Linked DNA regions of Mus musculus: region 1 is linked to region 2. Evidence: chromatin loops called from intact Hi-C (ENCODE). Cell type or tissue: gastrocnemius. All regions are shown on one strand. Links, peaks and the distances in the headings refer to the core of each region. The heading gives the core; the rest is flanking DNA. Region 1 overlaps Zmiz1 (zinc finger, MIZ-type containing 1). Region 2 holds the start of Ppifos (peptidylprolyl isomerase F, opposite strand).

Region 1 (8,394 bases), core at 112-8,111, 56 kb before region 2:
TGCTGTCCATCACTCTGGACCCCTTGTGCTCCTCCCACATCACCCTGGCTGGCTAGAAGGCCTTTCTGAGTGTTCTCTGTAAGCCTGAGACTTACTGAGTAGAGGAGGTAGATAGATCCCTGAGGGCTCCTTGGGAAGAGCTCCCTGTATCAGCAACCCACTGCAGGGCTGGAGTGAGGAGGCTTGGTGAAGGCTCAGGGACGAGCCAGTGGGATAGATCGTTCTGTCTGGAGTGCATCTGGACTTTACCCAGTAAACCCTGGAGCCTGATGATGCTCACTTGTAGGGAAGGGAAGGTTTCAGCCAGGCAGGGATGTGCACAGGACTGGGAGGTGGGGCGGGGCACCTGGGCAGGCCTGGTCCTGGGCCCAGAGGAAGGGTGACCCAAGCCTGAATTCCGAAGTCCAGGTCAGTGGGACTCAGTTCAGCAGCTAGTTTGTCATGAGGTGCTGAGAACAAGGACAGAAGCAAGATTCCACCAAGGCCCTTCCAGCCTCATTAAAGTTGGAACCAGGCTGTCCCCAGTGAAGACAATGCCGAGGTCCTGACTGTTTCTATAGGGGGTCATGGGAAATCGGTATACTTGAAGAAGGGACTTAGAGTGAGCTTTCGATCGCACTAGCTGGCTTCTTCACTGCATAGCTGCTGGACTGTAGACCCACCCAGCTTACACAGCTAACACAGGGGTAGCCCCTGCATTGTTGGGAGAGGGTCACATCTGCCTGGCCCATTTCCATTATACAAGTGCTGTCATGAGCCTGGAGCCCCAGAGCTCACTGGGGCAAAGGTCGGCTGGGATAGTGAAGTGAAGACACTGCCACCTGCCTTGCCCTAGCTCTAAAGACCTCTTCTCTCTTTGCAGTGATGGGTCATTTCCTTATGACTCTGTCCCTTGGCAGCAGAACACCAATCAGCCTCCCGGCTCCCTCTCCGTGGTCACCACGGTGTGGGGAGTGACCAACACATCCCAGAGTCAGGTAAGAACTTGTCCCATCCTCTACCATGGTCCCTCCTAGGCACAAGTGTCTCTTATTCCTCCCAAGAGTGGGGAGGGGGGTTCTCCAGAGAACCGTGCCGTGACACTCTCCTCACTGAAGACAGTCTCAGGACATATCCAGCTGCAGACAGCATCACTCCGGAAAGGGTACACAGCTGTCTCAGTAGGGACACAGCTGGGTCCCTGAGGATCATCCCCCATTGTAGGGCCTTCTGGGATAGAAGAGGAAGGGTGTTTATGTGACAAGGCCATGAGTACTGTTCTGAGACCTTGTTCCCTCCAGTTGTGCAAACAAGAGCGTTACTGGGCGTTACTGACCTCAGGGTTCTAAGCTGGAAACCTTTGGCCCTGAATGGTCTGGATTAGGTTTTCCTAAGATGTCACCTCTCAGTAAAGGGTGCCTTAGCCTGACAAGCCCAGCTGTCTTCCCAGACATGCTATTCTTGTTTCCTCTTCTTTTCTCTCTCCTCACCTCCTTCCTAACAGAGGGCCCCCCTCTGCCGGACCTAGGCCAGGCCATCCTGGGGGGGAGCTGTCATGCTTCCCTGGGTCTTCATCCACAGACAACATCTGGGCCAAAGACACAGAGGTGTCTTTTTTAGAGCAGCAGCCCAGGGCGTCCACCAAGCCCTATTGTAGAGTTGGGACCGAGTAGGCTAATGTTTGCCAAAGACTTCGCTTGCCTCAGATCTATCTCTGCAGCCATGGGGACCACTTGGGCTGGCTTTGTGAGCCTTGGCCTCACTCCTTCCTGGCTGACATTCTCAGCCCACTCCCTTTGATCCCTTACGTGTTCTGGGGACTCTTCAAGCCACTCCCATGCTCCTCTGCTGTGTCTTCCCTGCCATGTTTCAGTCTTTGTCTTCTCTTTCTCCACGCTGCCTCAGGTACCGACCTTAATGACAGTCTCTCTCTCTCTCTCTCCCCCCCCCCCTCTCTCTCTCTCTTTCTCTCTGTTTGCAGGTCCTCGGGAACCCTATGGCCAATGCCAACAACCCTATGAATCCAGGTGGCAACCCCATGGCATCAGGCATGAGCACCAGCAACCCCGGCATCAACTCCCCACAGTTCGCAGGGCAACAGCAACAGTTCTCCACCAAAGCTGGCCCTGCACAGCCCTATATCCAGCCCAACATGTACGGCCGACCTGGCTACCCTGGTAGCGGGGGCTTTGGGGCCAGGTGAGTGACCAACCTGGATGGTGCCCTTCTACGGCAGCGTGTTAGCCCTGCCTTCCTACCTACATCCAGGAAGGACTCTTATTTGAATGCCAGTTCCACATAGCCTGGTCTAGGATATGAGGACAGTTCTGCCATGTGTCTTAGCAGATTGGCATCAACCTCCCAGGGGTAGAGGGGATACTTCCTCAGTTCCTTCTCAGCCATGTACCTTTATGCTAAGACAGTGGGGTGAGCAGGCAGGATTGGAGAGCAGTGGCAGTGAGCTCCATCTGTCCAAAACTCCTTAGAAAGCTCACTGACCTGAATGAAGAAGAAATGGAGGCTAGAGTCCCCAACCTCAGATCACAGTGAAGAAGGGACAGAAGCAGCCCAAGCCACCTTGAGCACACTCCGCCTAGCTCTCGAGGCAAAGTTGCTGGGTTTCTAGCCTCGCAGTTCAAAACAGGAGTCTCACACACCTCAATCCACATCTACAGCACACAGCACCATACAATTCTCAGGTCAATGTTTGCTTAGAAGGTAGTCTGTGGTGACCAAGGAAAAGCAGAGAAGCTATGGAAATGTCCTAGCCCCAGCAAAGATTCAAAAAGGAGTGGCCTTGTCATCACTAGTAGCAAGAATAGCCACCAATCTCAGAAGTCCCAGGTCCGCTGCTGGGCCTCACACCCACAAGCTAGGTGTCTGGAATTCATGCGTATAATCCTGTAGCCTTCCTCCTGGTACTGGGTACATCCCAGAGTCAGCTAATGAGTTCTCTCTGACTGCTCCCTGCTTCTCCTCCACAGTTACCCTGGGGGTCCTAGTGCCCCAGCAGGCATGGGCATCCCTCCACATACTCGGCCTCCTGCTGACTTCACCCAGCCAGCGGCCGCTGCTGCAGCAGCTGCAGTAGCAGCCGCCGCTGCCACAGCCACAGCCACAGCCACAGCTACAGTGGCAGCCTTGCAAGAGACACAGAACAAGGATATAAACCAGTATGGACCGGTAAGGGTTCCTGCCCGCTGGCCTGGCCTCACCCAGGCTGGGGAAATCTTGAGCGTTAATGCCACGGGTATCCTTGGAAGCCCCTTAAAAGAGTGTTGTGTGTGGGTATGGTAAAATGGTTGGGTGTGGTGGGGTTTGGGGGTATGCTATGCTCTCTGGGCTGGTAGCTCCCAGTGCATATGGGGGAAGAGGTACCCTATTGGTTTCGGAGTTCCTGCTTATCAGACAGTAGGTTGTGTGCCTAAAATGGCTTTGTGACTAGCTTGTCCCTAATCACCTCTGAGGCCACTATTGTCCCATCTGTGGATTTTACCCAGGCCTCATCGTAGATCCTCTGACCTTCAAAAGGATGGGGTGGGGTGTGAAAAGGGGAACCCCATAACCCTGCAAGGCAGAAACATGAAGGAAGGGTGCAGGGTGAGCAGGAGGAAGTGGGCTGGGTAAATCACACTTAGTGTATGGAGGGTGTGTCTCCATTGGCTACTGACCAAGGGCAAGGCCAGGGCTTTCAGGAAAGGGCTTCAGCCTCCATCCTCATCCGCCTCCTCTTCCTGTGTCCTCCCTGTGTCCCTCCCATCCCTACCCACTTCCATGTCCCCTGCCTGCCTCCCTGGGAATGCTGCCTGTGCCTTGGAGTGACTGCTCCCTGCCCTACCCAAACCCACCAGCTGCATTTTCCCATGAGACCTGCAGAGGGCAGTAGTGAGCCCTGGAGGACTGGGTCCTTTAAGAGCTCCTGGCTCTTAACTGCAGCCCTGTGGGAAAGTGCTGCTCCCCCTTTAGCCCCCTACCTTCCTTCCCTGCACTTTCAATGCATGTGGCATTTTATTCTTTTTTTTTTCTTCTTCTCCCATTGAAGGTGTGTTCCTCTTTCCAGATGGGTCCCACCCAGGCGTATAACAGCCAATTCATGAACCAACCCGGGCCTCGGGGGCCTGCCTCCATGGGGGGCAGCCTGAACCCTGCCGGCATGGCAGCTGGCATGACACCCTCGGGCATGAGCGGCCCTCCCATGGGCATGAACCAGCCCCGACCACCCGGCATCAGCCCCTTTGGCACACACGGGCAAAGGATGCCCCAGCAGACCTACCCAGGCCCCCGGCCCCAGTCCCTTCCTATTCAGAGCATAAAGAGGCCATACCCGGGAGAGGTAAGTGTGACTATGATGGGGGATGGGAGGAGAAGGAACATTGACAGAGGGACCATGGACCCAGGGACCTTGGAAAAGGCACAGTTAGGCCACTTAGAGAACTTGAACTAAAGGGCTTTGGAGGCTTAGCCCCTGACTAATATCATCTCTGTTGTGGAAAACACCAAACAAGTCACTACACCTGAGTGTGTATGACTTTAAATCAATGGTATTCACAATCCACACTGGCCCTTAGAATGCCCAGAGGACAGGGGGCCGTGACATTGTAAAATACCCTGCCTAGAGCAGGCAAGTGTAGAAGCAGAAACCATGGAGACCACTTAACCCTGTCCATACTCAGATACTAATGGATGACCCTGGATGAGGACCTCAGTGCAGGGAGCCACCTAGAGAGTGAGGGCTGCCACTAGTACACTAGTACAGGCTGTGTGTCAGGGAGGCCATCGGATGGCACACAGTATCCCTAGGGCTTACTTCCATCATATTGCTCTCCTGGGGATAGTGCCTTCTCTGGGGTCTCCTAGCAGAGGTGCCAGAGGAAACCATCCCAGCAGACGGTCCCAAGCACCGTGGAAGGTCAGGGGAAAAGGGAAGTCACCAGGTCTCAGTGACACTCAGAATACAACTGAGACCAAGATCCGTGCCCAGCTGATGCGCCCCCCTCGCTCCAGTGAAGTTTGTCTTTGGCACACCATGATGCCCCTTCCTGGGCATGGCACCTCAGCTCTTCATCTTCTCAGATCATGTCCTTCTGGCTGGTCAAGACTGTGGCCTTCAACTTGAGCTGAAGCAGATTTCTATCCCACGAAAGCATAAGCTCTCTGTCCCCACAGGTCCCTTCAGCCGCCACTCTCACAGAGGTTGGATGATGTCATAATTGGTATAGGTGCCCTAAGCCTGAGACTCAGGAATAGGCTATAGTGATTAGGCTTCCTGTACACCCAGGAGGCCAACTCAAGACCTGAGCCTCGACCTAGTGGGCACTAGGGAGAGAAACTCAAAGGCCTTTAGGCTCCTCCCAGCCCTGCCTGTCCTTGGTTTGGGGCCTTAAGCTGATGGCTTCACTCCCAGAACACAGTCACTAAACACCCTCTACCCTCAACCTCCTGAGAGATAGTTGGCTGCACTGGGCATGCATGTCTGAGCTTCAGGCTGCTCACCTGAGATGAGGCCGCAGAAGAATTGCATATTGAAAGCCCTACATTGAAGCCAAGCCCTCTGCTTTTACTAAAGGAGTTCTCCCCAGAGCATTGCTGCTTCCCAGCTGGTCCAGGTTATAAGATGCTGGGAGCTCTGGCTTCTACCTCATGGCAGTATGTTCATCCTATGTTAGAAGTGGTACAACCTAGCCAGGCATTGGTGGTATATGCCTTTAATCTCAGTACTTGGGAGGCAGAGGCAAACAGATCTATGAGTTCTAGGCTAGCCTGGTCTACCGAGCAAGTTCTGAGATAACCAGAGCTACACAGAGAAATCTTGTGTCAACAAAACAAAACAACAAAAAAGGTACATCCTTAATTCAGGCTTCAATCATGTTGTCTGGTCCCCTACCACACTCCTGTAGCCTGGTGAACATGCAGGTACCAGCCACTTCACACCACCGTGAGAACTCGCTGTGGCCCAGAGTAGCAGATGTCCCCCCACCGTACAGTCATTGAAAGTTCCTGAGCACAGTCCACTCTGATGAGCACTCTCAGGCACTTGGCGCACTCTCACCAACTAGATTTAAGCCTAGAGGATGAGACTCTCTGACAGGGAATATTCTTGAATAGACATCAAAGAACCATTGACTCTGGGACACCATGTTCTGGGTACCTAGGTGACAGGAAGCCCTAGATCATCCACTGTTCCAGCTAGGGAAGATGGAAGGAGGTGGCACTGTCTCCTTCCTCAGTGACTTCTCTAGGAGGGGCTCTCGTGCTCCCCACTCCTCATTGGCTAGTTCTCCCACAGCTGTATAGTTGACGCTGCTAAGAATGGAGCACTAGATAGATGTTTGCTCTGTATAGGATGTAGGGACAGTGCTATCCAGATCAGCCTCACTGCATGGCTTGTCAGCTCTTGGTAACAAATTCTGTGACCTGCATCTCCCTGACATATCGGGGTGCACACACAAACACTGGGAGAAACAAAGGAGTACTTTAAGATTGAACCCCTCAAAGACACAGCTGAGAAGCTCTGAGCATCCGTTGGGTTCCAAAAAAACAGTTTTATGGAGTGGTGGCATATGGCCTGGACCTGCAGCATGTAGTGTCCCTGGATGTCAAAGCAAGTGGAGGCTTTTAATATTCTCTGGCTCATTCTCTCCCTATGACAGGTAGAGAGGGCGTCTTGTGTGCAGGAGACCATAGAGCTAAGAAGAGAAGTTGGGGAGCTGGAGAGGTGGCTCGGTGGTTATTGCTCTTGCAGAGGAGCCAGGATCAGTTCCCAGGATCCATATGATGGCTCATAATCATCCATAACTCTTGATTCCAGGATTCTGATACATTCTTCTGACCTTCACAGGCACTAGGCATGCACACAGTGCACATACAGATAATATATATGGGCCATAAAATCAATCTTTTAAAAAAAAAAAAAAAAAAAAGCTGGGCCCCAGACCTGGTATCTGAGTACATCACATCACCATGACAACCCCTGCCCTTTCTCCATTCCTACAGCCCAACTATGGAAACCAGCAATATGGACCAAACAGCCAGTTCCCCACCCAGCCAGGCCAGTACCCTACCCCTAACCCCCCAAGGCCACTCACATCTCCCAACTACCCTGGACAAAGGATGCCGAGCCAACCCAGCACCGGACAGTACCCACCCCCCACAGTCAACATGGGGCAGTATTACAAGGTGAGTTCCATCTTCAGGGCACCCACATAACTAACACACCTGCAACAGCTTTAGGAGTGGGGGGTGCAGTCCTGACTTTCTGTCAGTGCTCAACTGTGTCTGGGCTCAGAATAGCCTTCCTCTCCTTCATTCACAGTACATGAGACAATGATGGCAGAGGAGGCACAATTCTGAAAGACAAAGCTGACCACCACTGTAATCTTGAGCCTGTTCCCCCTGCACATGTTGTATGCTTGTTGCTTATAGAATGTCTCTGTCCCTGTCTCAATGGCTGCCCAGCAGCCCATGGAGGTGATGATCTCACCCTAGCTCATCCTTCCCATATTCACTCCTCATTTTTTGATTTTACAATACTGCTTTGATGAAGATCTCTGAGCCTTTAACCTTTTCCATTGCTGCAAAATGCATTCTCAGAAGGGAAAACCCCTCTTGAGTTTACCCTTCAGCGTGTTTGCCATCTTTGCTCAAGGGTGTTCATTTCAGCAATCCCCATCACTGCTGTGGAAAATGTCTACTAAATTGTTAACAGGAGCAAAGCTCGGGCCCCTCCACTTTCCACACTAGTCCTAGAGACCCCCGTCTTGGTGCCTTCTTCCCCAGAACCCTCGTGTCTCCAGCGGAGTCAGGCCGCGGGGCTGCTCTGCTTACTCCTCTGTCTCATTTCATTTCAACAGCCAGAACAGTTTAATGGACAGAACAACACCTTCTCCTCCGGAAGCAGCTACAGCAGCTACAGCCAAGGGAGCGTCAACAGGGTGAGGGCTTAGAAAGTCCAGCTGACCCTCAGCAGGCATCAGCAGGCTTACACATCCCTTACCTTCCCACCCCAGCACCTCTGCAAGGTTTTAGGGGTCCACGGGTGGGGGAGTGGCCATCTGCTGAGGCGTAGATACGCTCGGGACCTAGAGTCCACTGCTTCAATGTGTGACCAAGGACAAGCATGGGCACTACAGAAAACCAAAGACAGTGAGGAGAAAAGGGGCCCCAAACAGGGTCAAGGAATATGGACTAGAATCACAATTCAGGGAGGCCAGCTGCTCTTTCCTCCTGGTGTAGGTTAGACAAGTCCCTAGCACACTGGGCCTCTGTGTCCACTTTGACCCCTGGCTATAGGAAGCCACAAATGTACCTAACCCTGAGGGGGATTCAGCAGTGTGGGCTTTAATAAGGGGCAAGGTTCTTCCCAGTCCCCCCTGTCCTCCAGAAGAAGCCGGATCCTGCAGGAGAGCGTGAGTCCTC
Region 2 (8,394 bases), core at 97-8,096:
TCCCACAGTCCTATGCTGTCTAAGAATGCCTTTTCCCTGGTAAAACTTCCACCAAGCAACACCTTTCTCTGCATAGAGTTCTGAGTATCCCAGGCCTCAGGTCCCAGGAGGTCAGAGGCAACAGCTGACTGAGAAGTTTAGAAAACCTGTGTTCACAACTTTAAGGAAATCTAAGCGATGGGATGACAGCCACACAGGGCTGTCAGGGTCGGGCATGTTGGTGCCAGCCCCATCTTCTTTGCTCCTTCCATGGAAGCCTTGATGGGCCTTAAAGCTCTGCCCCAGGCTGTCCTTATTCTCAGCTGTGCTGGAGCTGAGCTAAGTCCCTGTTCTGTTCTTGGAACTCACAGATCATGAGCTACTCAACACCTCCAGGCTTCTCACACTTATTTGGTGCTCAGTTTGCCATAGTCTGTTGTGCAGATGTCTTGCTTTTTTGAGTGCTGCAATGCCCATCATTTTCCTGGGCAGAATGAGAACAACCTACTTCTCATAAGTAAGGTCACCAAAAGTCAGATCAGGCTGCCGGACAAAGCCCAGGGTGACAGAACTGGGAGCCTGGAATCCAGTGGAATGCAGCTGAAGAGCTCACAAGCGGTAACTAGGCTTTCAGGGTAGTGGTGTTCCTTTGGCAAACAACTCTGCCGAGTGGCCAGGATGCTGGGTGTTTTCTTACTTGGCTCAACCCTCCCCACAGGCTAGATGGCAAGCATGTCGTGTTCGGCCATGTCAAAGAGGGCATGGATGTTGTGAAGAAAATAGAATCTTTCGGCTCAAAAAGTGGGAAGACGTCTAAGAAGATTGTCATCACAGACTGTGGCCAGTTGAGCTAACTCACAGCCAAGGTGCTAGGACAGCAGCAGGCATCCATGTCTTGATTCACCCAGGTTCTCCAAAGAACAGTTTGCACCCACTTCTATTGAGTCTGAGGAAGGCCACTCAGGCATGGTCCTCCCAGACCAGGCTGCTCTCCACTGTCCATCCTGCCTCAGATCCCGTTTCTGGGCATCAGTATGGCCATCGGGCCATGTACCCTCAGCCGATGTCCCCGTGATTGCCATGTGCGTGTGCCTTGGACATTGGCAATGCTGACCAGTTAGTCAGGGAAGGCTCCTGACTCTTTTCCTTGATCAGTGGGGATAGCAGTTGCTATTTAATGTTGTCTTCCTCCTTGCAATAATTTAACATAGAATTCAAGATCTCATCGAAACAAAGCTGTGACACTCATGGCACTGTCCGTGTGTGACCTGTGTTGCTGTGACACTCACGGCACTGTCCATGTGTGACCTGAGTTGGCACAAGCCACAGACACCCCCAACCCCCCCACCTCCCAGCCTGGCTTCTGAGACATCACTCAGGGCTCTTGTGAAAGTCCCAGCGTCAATGCCTTCCCTCCTGGTCACTGTGAATCCTGCTGGCTGCTGCTGTGATTTTTGAAAGCCTGTGAAATAGAAGCAGCAGGACCTGGGAACAGACCTGTGAGCCCGGTCTTTCTGCTCAATGTGAATTCCCGTGGTGAAAACTTACAGACACTGCCTGACCTCATGCTGTTCTCAAGAGGGAAGTGTCTTCTGGCAGGCTTTGCTTTTTCTGTATGTTGAATAAATCCAATCTATCAATAATATATATGTAAAAGATTTCTGGGACAGTCCTGTGTGTTCATCTCAAATGTGATAAATAAATCCTATTTTCTATAAAATGGCTGTCTCTGGTTTTGGAATGAAATTTACATCTTTGGGGCTCATTTGTTTTTGTGACAGGGTCTTGCTGTGTGGTCCAGGGTCTTGCTGTATAGCCTTTGGCTAGCTTCAAACACTCTTGACCTTCCTCAATGCTGTTGGGATTACAGGCATGGAACATTGACTCCAGCTGGGGCCAGTCTTGGAGTTACTATGTGTTAGGTTCTATGCTTTGAACTGTTTTTTGTTTGTTTTGTTGTTTTATGATGCTAGGGCCTTTGTGCACACAAGCCACGTCCTCAGCCTTATTGTAAGGAAATCCGTGTAGAACATTCTGTGTCCTAACCCCAAGTACTAGCTCAGAAGCCACTGAGAACATCCTTGCTACCATCTGTCCTGTAGGATGGTCCAGACAGTCCCCACCGTGAGCACTACCTCTAGGTGAAGTCCCAGCTATGCTTAGTGATTGAGCTTCAGTTTCTCTCAGCTACATAATGTGTACATGACATCTAGGTCTGGAATTGGGTGTGACCCATGTGAGGTGCATGGTCTTGGGCCAGATGTATCATCACAGCAATCTCTGGGTAGTGACTTACAAGAGGGTGACATTTCCCGTGTGTCAGAGATCCTTAGGAAAGGGGGCTGAGATCACCAAAGGTTAGAGGTGGGTTTCCCTTTTCTCATGCTGGGTCACTGAAATGTGGAATTCTTCATTGCTGAATTCTCAGGGAAGACAGGACTGGGGCAAGCACATGACTAAGAGTTTCCTTAGGTGGGTAGGGACATAGCATAGCTCATGGAGAAGGGATGTGGGCTCTGGCTGCGGTGAGTATTGCATTCATGCCATATAGAATTCCTGAATCAGGTGATGTCAGGTTAGAGGTAGGCGTGGTCATTCTGACATCATAGAGGTTATGCTGAGTCTTCAGAGTCTTGGAGTTTCCATGAAGTCAGAGCTCAGCTCCTTGGGTTGAGAGTTTGGTTGGAGTAGTAGTTAAAGCCATTTTGGGAGCAGCCAGCATCCTCAGAACAGCTGGCTGTGATGGTGTGGACCCTGAGCAGGCATTCTGTGCCTGTGTCCACGAGCCTCTGCAGTCCTTTATACAGTGGGGCTGCCGAGGGACTTCATTTGAGACGCAGATCTCGCCTACTAATAACTGATAATGTCTCATGCAGCACAACAGCTTACAGGTGAGAAGATGAGGCTACAGGCTGGCTTGTGATTAATCTAGACAATATGTCAAGCAGTTGGCAAAGGACAGACCTCTTGAGCTCTTGGTGGTACAGAAAGTACACACGGGCTTCTTAGGATCATTACCTAAAATCTTGAGGTCACACAGGTACTTTACCACTGACCTGTGACCCCAAACCCTCCCCTTTTTGTTTAGTTGTAGGCTAGGTCTACATTGTCCACGGTGGCCTTGAAGTTACTCTATGGCCCAGGCCAACTTAAAACTTGTGACTCTTTTTGCCTTGGTCCTTTGAATAGCTTTGATTATAGGCTTATCCCCAGCCACTTTAAAAGTATTTTAGGAACATTATTTATTTACTCACTTTAAAATTTGTGTATTTCTGGTACAGGTCAAAGATGTGTTGTTGTTGTTTTTGGAGTTGCCTGCTGACCTGGGGTACTCCAGGCACCCAGGACAAGTCAAAGGGAAAGCCATCCCTCCTTGAGCTGTGACCTGCCTCCTGTCAATTTCAGAGGGGTCCAGAGTTAGAAGTGGGAGGGCTTGTGTTTCCTGAGGATGTGTGTGTTCTGTCTCCATCCAGTGGAATCTAGGGGTACAGCAAGCATGTAAGAATTTTTCTGAAAACCACTCCCTAAAGGCAGAGGCAAGGTCATCCTCTGCAGCTCTCAGAGGCCCAAGCCAGGTTTTGGGGTTTTGTTTGTTTGTTTGTTTGTTTGTTTGCTTTGTTTTTTCCAGACAGGGTTTCTCTGTATAGCCCTGGCTGTCCTGGAGCTCACTTTGTAGACCAGGCTGGTTTTTATGTGAAGCATCTTTTAAAGTAACACAGGAAATCCTGGCTTGTTGCTTGCCAGTAAGTCCTCAGTACCTAATGTGTGCATACATACATCGGTAGCCCTCAGTACCTAATGTGTGCATACATACATCGGTAGCCCTCAGTACCTAATGTGTGCATACATACATCGGTAGCCCTCAGTACCTAATGTGTGCATACATACATTGGTAGCCCTCAGTACCTAATGTGTGCATACATACATCGGTAGCCCTCAGTACCTAACGTGTGCACCAAGTGTTGAACCTGTATATGCTTTCTAGATGGCATAAGATGTGATACCTTATGCTTTCAAAAACCAAAACATCAAATTTCTGAGATGCTTGGTAGCTTTTCAGAATGATTTCACTGAGATAAAAATTTACATATAGTAAAATTCACACATTTTAATTGCACCATCAATAAAATTTTGAAAACCACATCCACTGATTAATGAGCATCAGTGAAGACACAAAACCTCGCCAGTGTTTCAGAACCTTCCCTACACGTCTTTCTAGGCAGCCACTAGGTTCTAGTACCACACGATGACTTTTGCCTTTCCTAGGACTTCATGTGGAAATGAGATTGGAAACTTTTTTTTTTTGGCCCTGGCATCTCTAGCATAGTGTGTGTGAGACTCTTAACATTTCTCAACCTGTGGAGCCCAGCTACCCTTTCACATGGAGGTCACATATCAGATATTTCCATCAGGATTCACTACAGTAGCAAAATTACAGTTAGAAATATCTTTATTGTTGGGCGAGGGGGCGGGCACCACAGTATGAGGAACTGTATTAAAGGGTCACAGCGTTAGGAAGGCTGAGAACCACATCTGGGTTCTGCAAGATTTCGCTTCACGAAAAGCAATTCTGCAGATGTTTCATAGGTGCACTAAAGCCTAAAGCCTGGGACTCGCAGGATCCCGGGAGCGCATACAGAGCCTGAGCTGCTTGCTTGAGGCTGGATCTCACTCTGCTGCCTGAGCTGGTTTTAACTCCTGCACTGAAGAGACCGATTAGCTTCAGCTTCTCAAATAGCTGGATTGCTGGGTGCATGCTGAAGGACACAATAAAAAGCACTTCGCTCTTGAGTCATTTATTTAGTGTGCATGTGCATGTGCGTGTGCGTGTGCGTGTGCGTGTGTGTGTGTGTGTGTGTGTGTGTGTGTGTCTTGTACTGGGGACCAAACTCAAGGCCTTAGATAAGCATTCTATCACTGAACTATAACATAGCCCAGCTGGAGCCTACTGAGTACAAAACCAACTGTGTTTTAATTCAGGAATGCTAGGCTGGTTTAACATCAGAAAGATCAATGAATATAACAGTGTAACTTCATGTACACACACTATTAGGATAAGACCCCAAAGTTACAGGGCTTTGAAGGGGACAGAAGAAACATTTACAAAACACAGAGGCATAGTATCAAGTTGCCCTCTAAATACTTATCCTTACACCCATGGGCAAGGGCGAGCCTCAGCCCTCATCAGCGAAGCCTCTTTGCGCAGTCATAAAGGATGTCAGTTAATTGAGACTCACAACTGGCCAGAGTACAGAGAACAGATGGCGCTGGACTGTGCGTCCTTAAATGGTGCATCTGTATTTCACTGTCTCCCCACTAGGCTCAAGGAACATGTGGAAGATGAAACAGAAGGATTAGAGGGGCCAGAGGTGTGTGTATTGGAATATGGTGTCTTTTTGAGATAAAAATGGTGAGGTGAGGGCTGGCGAGGGGGCTCTACAGGTAAAGCCTTGCCACCAAGCCTGATGACTTAACTCTGGTCCATAAGACCTATGTGATGGGGGCTGGTGAGATGGCTCAGTGGGTAAGAGCACCCAACTGCTCTTCTGAAGGTCCGAAGTTCAAATCCCAGCAACTACATGGTGGCTCACAACCATCCGTAATGAGATCTGACTCCCTCTTCTGGAGTGTCTGAAGACAACTACAGTGTACTTACATATAATAAAAATAAATAAATCTTTAAAAAAAAAAGACCTATGTGATGGAAGAACTGACTCCAGCAGTCGTCTTTGACCTTCAGGCATGTGTTGTATGACATCTGTGTGCTTATAACACACATACACAACAGATAAATGTTTTTAAAGAGATATAACTGGCCATTAAGCACCTGAGGAGACACTGCAAATCATTAGTCATCAGAGAAATGCAGATGAAGACTACCACGGGCTACTTCACACCCGCTGGGATGTGTAATATAAAAAGTCAGATAGTACCAAGTGTTTGTAAGGATGTGGACGCAGTTCCTCGGATGGTTAGACAGAGTCACCATTTACCCAAGGGGAATGAAAACATGTATGCATACAAAAAGTTGTATGGCGCCGGGCGTTGGTGGCACATGCCTTTAATCCCAGCACTCAGGAGGCAGAGGCAGGCGAATTTCTGAGTTCGAGGCCAGCCTGGTCTACAGAGTGAGTTCCAGGACAGCCAGGGCTACACAGAGAAATCCTGTCTCGAAAAACCAAAAAAAAAAAAAAAAGTTGTATGGCTGTTTAAGCATGTTACTAATTCTGAGTAAAAGTTCAGGACAAAAATGTCCTACAGTTCAGCTGTACCACTTAGGAAAGATTGTCATAGCTGGGCTTATTGACACCCCATTATAGGAGGAGGGGGCAGAGGAGACATGGGACCTTTTTCTGACTATCCAGCTGCTTTCCCTATCCAGCTGGTTGTGTGCAGCTCTACTCTAATTGTACATGGCTTTGGGTCTCAGGAAAGAACTGGGGTATAGGCTGTCGAGGACTAGAAGGGGACCTCCATCTCTGAAGCCACAGGAAAACCATCAGTGTTGACAAAGACCTTTCAGTGTGGCTGCTTTGGGTCACCCTGGCTCCTGTCCATAATTTCTCTGCCGTAGAAATGGGTTGGTTCCACCAGGAGGTCTTTGGTGGAATCAAAATCTGGTTTGTCATGGGGGTTACAGAAGGAGAGGAGAGGAGAGGGGAGGAGAGGGGAGGGGGAGGGGAGGGGAGGGGAGTGGAGGGGAGGAGAGGAGAGGGGAGGGGAGTGGAGGGGAGGAGAGGAGAGGGGAGGAGAGGAGAGAAGGTGTTATTTAGTTATTCCCTGGGTAAACATTCTTACAACAGCCTATGGGTGTGTGAGTATCTTTGGAAGCCAAAAGAGGGGTGTCAGGTGCCCAAGAGCCAGAGTTGCTGGCAGTTTTGAGCCAGCAGATGTGGGTGTTGGGAACTGAGTTCAGGTTCTCTGCAAGCGCAACAAACACCTGCTGAGGCATGGCTCCAGTCCCTGTGAGGAGCGTTCCTTACACAATGTTGAAAACACTTGGCTCTGGGCATGATTACACATGACCATGACCACATTAACAACCATTTGATGTGTGAATTGTATGGAATGTGAACTGTTTCCTACTAGAAATATGTCTTAGCAGGGTCTTCTAATTCTTTTAGTATGGGAGATGCTTCCTCTGGGATTCTTCTGTCCTTCTGGACAGAATATTTGGTCTACTTATGGGCTCTCTCTCTCTCTCTCTCTCTCTCTCTCTCTTTCTCTCTCTCTCTGTGTGTGTGTTGTGTGTGTGTGTGTGTGTGTGTGTGTGTGTGTGTGTCAGTGTCCTTTTTCAAAGTGTCTGACCCACATAAGCTTATCATGGTATTTAAAAACAAAGATTTATGTGCTGGCGGGGATGCGTGTACGTGCGGACACTACATGTGTGAAAGTGCCTGCAGATGCGAGATTCCCAGGAACTAAAGTTACCAAACAGTTGTAAGTTGCCTGATATGGGTGCTGGGAAATGAACCTGGGTCCTCCCTCTGTAAGGGCAGCAAGAGCCTCTAACTGCTGAGCCATCTCTCCAGCCTAGTTATGGTATTTTTACACAAAGCAATCAGTTCTCCTCAGGCACAGGTGGGTGAGGGAGGGACCGGAACTTGAGGGTTGGGTTGGTTGTTGGATCCATGCACATGTTCCCATTCCAAACTTTAGGGTCCCATCCTTTATGTTCTTTCGCAGGAAATTCTTGACAAGACTGTAAATTCAAACAACAACAAGGGTGCAGCCACCTCCACAATTATGGGTTTGTCTCATGTGTGGGAAGCCGCCCTCACATTTGCCATTACAAGATGGCGCTGACAGCTGTGTTCTAAGTGGTAAACATAATCTGCACACGTGCAGGGGCAATTTTCCCGCCATGTGTTCTGCCTTTCTCGTGATGACAACTGGGCCAATGGGCTGCAGCCAATCAGGAAGTAATACGTCCTAGGCGGAGGATAATTCTCCTTAAAAGGGACGGGGTTTTGCCATTCTTTTTCTCTCTCTTGTTCTTGCTTTTTCTCTCTCTTGCTTTCTTGTTCTTTTTCTCTCTCTTGCTTTCTTGTTCTTGTTCTTTTTCTCTCTCTTGCTTTCTTGTTCTTGTTCCTTTTCTCTCTCTTGCTCTCTGGCTCTCTGGCTCCTGAAAATGTAAGCAATAAAGCTTTGCCGCAGAAGATTCCGGTTTGTTGCGTTCTTCCTGGCCGGTCGCGAGAACGCGTGTAAGAGTTGGTGCTGAGACCCGGGACGGGACGAGAAGACCCGGGACGAGAAGACCTGGGACGAGAAGACCTGGGACAAGAAGACCTGGGACAAGAAAACCTGGGACGGTTACCATCACTCATGTTTAGTGCAGTCAGCCCAGTGTGTGCGAGCGTCTTTTCCTGTCACAGAAGATTTTGCGCCCTCAGTCTATAGCTCGTACTGAGAACT

What was found. Hi-C counts contacts between places; a loop is a spot of excess contacts. Peaks named below come from ENCODE experiments on the same cell type or tissue, not always from the same donor. Only the 100,000 strongest peaks of a DNase experiment are listed, where the experiment ranks them.
Region 1: it touches region 2 in a loop (2.4-fold over the local background); 4 of 42 quality-filtered maps call a loop at or near these places.

Annotation. Positions count from the first base shown.
Region 1 is chr14:25,642,696-25,651,089 of GRCm38, forward strand. Zmiz1 (zinc finger, MIZ-type containing 1) reads left to right here. Exons shown (of 24, transcript NM_001310666.1): 8 at 863-977; 9 at 1,961-2,178; 10 at 2,964-3,162; 11 at 4,040-4,312; 12 at 6,973-7,155; 13 at 7,830-7,910. Among named protein-coding and RNA genes, the nearest start is that of Gm52102, 14 kb to the right of the region's middle. In gastrocnemius, for the core only: a CTCF peak has its summit at 3,859 (motif pointing right); DNase peaks (open chromatin) are centred at 3,846 and 4,130; H3K27ac peaks cover 1,357 bases.
Region 2 is chr14:25,698,770-25,707,163 of GRCm38, forward strand. It overlaps Ppif (peptidylprolyl isomerase F (cyclophilin F)), which reads left to right. Exons shown (of 6, transcript NM_134084.1): 6 at 698-1,699. The coding sequence ends at 833. It overlaps Ppifos (peptidylprolyl isomerase F, opposite strand), which reads right to left and starts at 2,513. Exons shown (of 3, transcript NR_028021.1): 1 at 2,276-2,513. It also overlaps 1700054O19Rik. In gastrocnemius, for the core only: a CTCF peak has its summit at 3,450; a DNase peak (open chromatin) is centred at 3,421.